Regions from separate parts of the Homo sapiens genome. Here region 1 is linked to region 2. The links are chromatin loops, found by intact Hi-C in ENCODE. Cell type or tissue: PC-9. All regions are shown on one strand. Each heading gives the region's core, and the rest is flanking DNA. Links, peaks and the distances in the headings are about the cores only.

Region 1 (2,811 bases), core at 156-2,655, 83 kb after region 2:
TCCTAAATTGGCATTTAAATGTGGAAGCTTGATCAGGTTCAGCTCAAATTTTGACAAGAATAGCCATGGGTGGTGCTTTCTGTCTCCATCAGGAGTGCATCATGTTAGGTTGTCATTCTCTGAGGGGTGTTGGCAGCCCTTGGTCCTCATGGCTTAGATTGTGTGTTTTCATAGTGGTTACACATTCTGCTCTTCCTTCTTTAAGCGTTAGTTGGAATGCATTTATTAAGAGAAAGCTCCCCTAGTTATCTCTTTGGCTACCAGGACAAGGTCTTGTGCTCCTTCCCATTTACCTGGTATTTTCCCTCGTGTTCTCCCAGGTCCTGTGTGAACGGCACCCTTGTGTGCAGTACCACCCAGCTGTGGCATGGTGACCGAATCCTATGGGGAAATAATCACTTTTTTAGGTAACATCTTTGTGTTCTGTAATATATTTTCGTATACATTTTTTCTGTTATCTATTTAAGTGTAAAACAAGTTGATTTTCTCTAATGGTGAAAAACCCCACAGAATAAACTTACCTAAGAGGAAACGTCGAGATTGGTTGAAAGACTTTGAAAAAGAAACGGGCCCGCCAGAGCATGACCTGGATGCAGCCAGTGAGGCTTCCTCTGAACCAGACTATAACTATGAATTTGCACAGATGGAAGTTATCATGAAAACCCTGAATAGTAATGGTAAGACCCTCACTCTGTGTTCCAGCGCCTTGGGCATTTCCTCACCTCACACCATTCAGTGAGGGATAAGCATGCATCAGGTGTCATTCCGCATTCCACATTTTAAACACATAAAACTGCTCATTTCTTTAAAAGGCCATCAGTGAATAACTAATGACAAGATGTGGGGGAGATGGTCTTCTCCCTCAGTTACAATGAGGATATGGATGGTCCCGTTTTTGAGACCTCTTATTCCCAAGCGAATTGTGGTGACATTTCCACGGGCCTAGAGTACTGAATGATTTTGACAAAATTCCTTACCAAATTTCTCATCATCGAGCCTGTCATATCTGAATCCTTGAGAATGTGAAAATCCCCAACAGAATATAAATTCAGGAATTTCAAATATAATCTATGGAAAGATAAAAGTCACAGCATTTTAGTATAAACTCAATTGGAAATTTTACCCCAAAGATATTTATTTAATAAGCCCAGATCACTTTTACAAAAATGATAGTGAAAATGAAATGCTTTATAGCCTCTTTATTTGACTTATACCAAGTTTCACATCTAAAAGTCCGTGTTCCTTTACCTTTTCTTTCTTATTCTGTGCCTATACACACCTGCCTGCATTAAATAAAATAGACACCAAATTCTTTCCTTTTTTGCTGTTTTATAAATCTGCCCTTTCTTTTCCCATCTCCCAGTGTCTTAATTGCTAGATTTGATGACTGGGACTTAGAAGCCAGAAGCAATGTTCACCTGTTACCAACCACAAGATGACATTTCTGGGACTAGAATGATTTTATGAGGATAAAACTGAGGCTGTTTAGGGGTACCTGAGAAAGGTAGTTTGTAGGCTCAGTCCAACCTCTCCTTCTCATTCATCTGATCTTGGGGCACCTGAGGTTCCCTAACTTGAACCAGGGTGGACCTCCAGGGCCCTGAGGGCCCTAAGACAGGCAGCCTCTACCTGACAGGGGGCTTGAAGAGCATTTTGGTGTTTTGTTTTTTTTTTTTTTTTTTTTGAGACGGAGTCTCTCTCTGTCGCCCAGGCTGGAGTGCAGTGGCACGATCTCGGTTCACTGCAAGCTCCACCTCCCAGGTTCACGCCGTTCTCCTGCCTCAGCCTCCCAAGTAGCTGGGACCACAGGCGCCCGTGACCACACCTGGCTAATTTTTTTGTATTTTTAGTAGAGACGGGGTTTCACCGTGTTAAGGCAGGCTGGTCTCAATCTCCCGACCTCGTGATCCGCCTGTCTTGGCCTCCCAAAGTGCTGGGATTACAGGCATGAGCCACCACGCCCAGCCGAGCATTTTGTTTTTCACAGTTGAGCTCTTCCCTTAAACATTGGCTTTCTCACTTTACTCTTTGAGCCTATCTGGGAAGAATTTGAGCATAGAGAATTGTGGCATATGTGCTGCCAAGGCAAGCACATGGTGAGAGAATTATCAGATCTCTGGCATATCAAATTGGGGATTCTGTTGCAGGATTAAAGCTTTTGGCCTTTTCATTGATTTCTGTTTATGAAGTTTTTGCCTAGGGGGCCTCTTTTTTTAATTATAAAAATGAAATGTAGGGCCAGGTGTGGTGGCTCATGCCTGTAAATCGCAGCACTTTGGGAGGCCCAGGTGGGCAGATCACCTGAGGTCAGGAGTTTGAGACTAGCCTGACCAACATGGCAAAACCCCATATCTCCAAAAAATACAAAAGTTAGCCAGGCATGGTGGCACATGGCTGTAATCCTAGCTACTCGGAAGGCTGAGGCAGGAGAATTGCTTGAACCCAGGAGGCAGAGGTTGAGCCAAGATCGCATCACTGCACTCCAGCCTGGGCGACAGAATGAGACTCCTTATCAAAAAAAAAAAAAGAAATTTAAATTAAACGCCAGGCATGGTGGCTCACATCTGTAATCCCAGCACTTTGGGAGGCCGAGACGGGAAGATAGCTTGAGGCCAGGATTTGGAGACCAGCCTGGGCAACATAGTGAAACTCCATCTCTACTAAAAATACAGAAATTAGCCAGGCATGGTGGTTTGCACCTGTAATCCCAGCACTTTGGGAGGCTGAGGCAGGAAGATTACTTGAGGCCGGGAGTTCGAGACCAGCCTGGCTAACGTGGTGAAACCCTGTCTCTACTAAAAATACAAAAAT
Region 2 (2,811 bases), core at 134-2,633:
GGATTACAGGCATAAGCCACAGCACCCAGCCAAAAACCTTTCTTTTCTTCAGGGAAAGAACCCTGTTTTATAAGTTCTGTCATTCTTCAGCTCCCCAGTACCCTTTTCCCAGATGAAATTTAGTTTCAGCAATGTTGACATTTTGCGTGTATAATTGAGGAGGACTATTTGTTGTAACAACAGCAATGGCATCTAACATTTATTGAGCAATAACTCTGCATGCTAATGATGTACAGCATTACCCACGCCACCTCATGCCATCCTTCAACAGTGCTAAAGGAGTGCTCTTCTATTCCCGCTTTAGAGGCTGAGACTCAGCGGTTGAGTAAACTTGTCCAAGGTCAACATGGCTAGATCAAGGCAGAGCTAGGATTGTTTGACCCCCAATCCTGAACTCCTCACCACTGTGCTTCATTATATCTTGTAGAATTAAGCCAAATACAGTTATGCCAGAAGGAAGTAGTTCAAATATACCAAAGTAGTCCAAAAAATCAAACCACAAGTCTGTCTGCTTCAGTACAAAATTAGTTGTTTTTCTTTTTGAGTTTTATTGAAAATGAAAATAGATTAACTGGTAATTTTTTAAAAAGAAACAGGGTTTTTTTTTTTTAAGAAGGCATATCAGGATTAGCATTTTTTAAAATTACAAGTGTATTTTGAGTTCATTTTAATTTTATTTCTTTAAGACAGTCTCGCTCTGTCGCCTAGGCTCGAGTGCGGTGGCATGACCATGGCTCACTGCAGCCTCAATCTCCCGGGCTCAAGCGATCCTCCCACCTCAGCCTCCTGAATAGCTGGGACTATAGGCACGCACCATCACACCTGGCTGATTTTTAAAAACAATTTTAGTAGAGACAAGGTCTTACTCTGTTGCTCAGGCTGGTCTTGAACTCCTGGGCTCAAGCAGTCCTCCCATTGTGACCTCCCAGAGTGCTGGTATTATAGTCATGAGCCACCATGCCCAGCCTCAATTAATTTTTAAATCTGTCAACAATATAATAAGTATCAATTGAAAGGAAGCCATTTTTTTCTTCATTCATTCCATCAGGTCTGCTTCAAGGTCTGTGACTGAAGTCCCATGTGGAAAGTCCCTTCACACTGTGGGGCAGTCGTTCAATCTTTGTAGACATGGTGGAGTGGCTAGGTGGAGGGGGCACACACTCAACAAGTCTTACAGATTTTTCCTTCAAGTTGTCTTTGTGTTCTGTCTTTCTGTCCTACTTTTTGTCTTGTCCTTGCAGTAGTGTCTTAACTTACACACGGTGAGGGCTGCAGTTGGTGCCAGGCAGAGGCTCACCAGTGCGTGTCTCACTGCTGACTCTAGATGGTGTGGCCTCTTACATTCACGCTTGAGTCTCACCCTCCTAAAACAGATCTGGCCATGTCATTCCCATTGCGCAAACCATCTGTGGCAATTTCTTCTGAGAAAAGGCTGAGTCATCATGGCAGTCAATGCTGTCTGCATTTTGGTTCTTGTCTATTCTTCCAGCTGTATGGCTCTCAATTACATTCTGTCTACCTGCTATTCCCTGAACATATCCTGTGCACTCTAGCTTTGTTCCAGCTGTCCTTCTGCCTAGGATTTGCTCCCAACACATCTGCATCTACATTTTTGTGGCTTTATTTATACCCCTCTTCAGTGGCCCTCAGTTTCCTACTACCTCAGCAGGAAGTAGTCGTTTGCAGCCTTCTAACTCCACGTTGTCATACCAGTTCCTTTTTTTTTTTTTTCCATAAATGCCTTTCCTTCTTGGAGGTTCACTCTGTGTAGGCTTCTCCTGCACATTCATGAAGGACACAGAAGGGCTAATTCATGCTATTAACCACATGGATAACCCTTGTAAGCATGAATGATCCACATCATTGAACATCCACATGGATTGCTATCCAATCAATACCTAGCCTAAGCTGAAAGAGCTCTCACCAAATTCTTTGATGCCAGAGAGGCAATACTCAATAGCAGTTAAGTGTACAGTGTGCTCCAGCCAGAGACTGCCTGGGTTTGAATCATGGTACTGATGCCAGTTAACTATGATCTTGTGAAAGTCATGCAATCTGTATACCTTGTTCCTCAGTATTTTTTATTTGAAAAATGATAATAATGAGAGTTTTTATGTATAGGGTCATTAAATATGTTAAGTGAGTTAAAGCAGATAGTAACAGAAACCTATCTGGCACATAATTAGAACTCAGTAAGTGTTAGCTATTAATTAAAGTAATGATCATCCATTTCAATTCACAGACATATACTATATGACCAGGTTAGAATTTACAACCCTGAAATGTGCTACCTCTGAAATGTTAGGTTTCACTTGTTGACTGTAGCATCTTATCTCACCCAGCACCTCTGCATCTTTATTCTTGAATTGTATCCAGACCATGAGTGTCTTACCTCTGCCGTTTTCTCCCAGTCTGTCATCCTCCTGACTTTACTTCCTTCTCTACCCAATTCTTGCCCTACCAGGTATTCTCATGGAACCGTAGCTTCCCCTCACCAACTGCAAGAATAGTGTTCTTGAAAAGTACCACAGCAGCCAGGCATAGTAGCTAATGCGTGTAATCTCAGCCTCACTTTGAGAGGCTGAGGCAAGAGGATTGCTTGAGCCCAGAAGTTCGAGACCAGCCTGGACAATATGCCAAGACCCTGTCTTGACAAAAAAATACAAAAATTAGCTGGGTGTGGTAGTGCACACCTGTAGTCCCAGCTACTTGGGAGGCTGAGATGGGAGGATCTCTTGAGCCCAGGAGGTTGAGGCTACAATGAGCTGTCATCACATCATTGCACTCCAGCCTAGGCAGCAGAGTGAGATC

What was found. Peaks named below come from ENCODE experiments on the same cell type or tissue, not always from the same donor. Only the 100,000 strongest peaks of a DNase experiment are listed, where the experiment ranks them.
Region 1: it touches region 2 in a loop (2.2-fold over the local background); 4 of 110 quality-filtered maps call a loop at or near these places.

What each region holds. Positions count from the first base shown.
Region 1 is chr6:17,823,634-17,826,444 of GRCh38, reverse strand. KIF13A (kinesin family member 13A) reads left to right here. Exons shown (of 39, transcript NM_022113.6): 15 at 321-407; 16 at 511-677. Among named protein-coding and RNA genes, the nearest start is that of NUP153-AS1, 120 kb to the right of the region's middle. In PC-9, for the core only: no CTCF peak of the experiment used is centred there; no DNase peak of the experiment used is centred there.
Region 2 is chr6:17,906,474-17,909,284 of GRCh38, reverse strand. All of the region lies in intron 2 of KIF13A (kinesin family member 13A), which reads left to right. Among named protein-coding and RNA genes, the nearest start is that of KIF13A, 80 kb to the left of the region's middle. In PC-9, for the core only: CTCF peaks have their summits at 891 and 1,093; DNase peaks (open chromatin) are centred at 1,394 and 1,704; H3K27ac peaks cover 2,500 bases.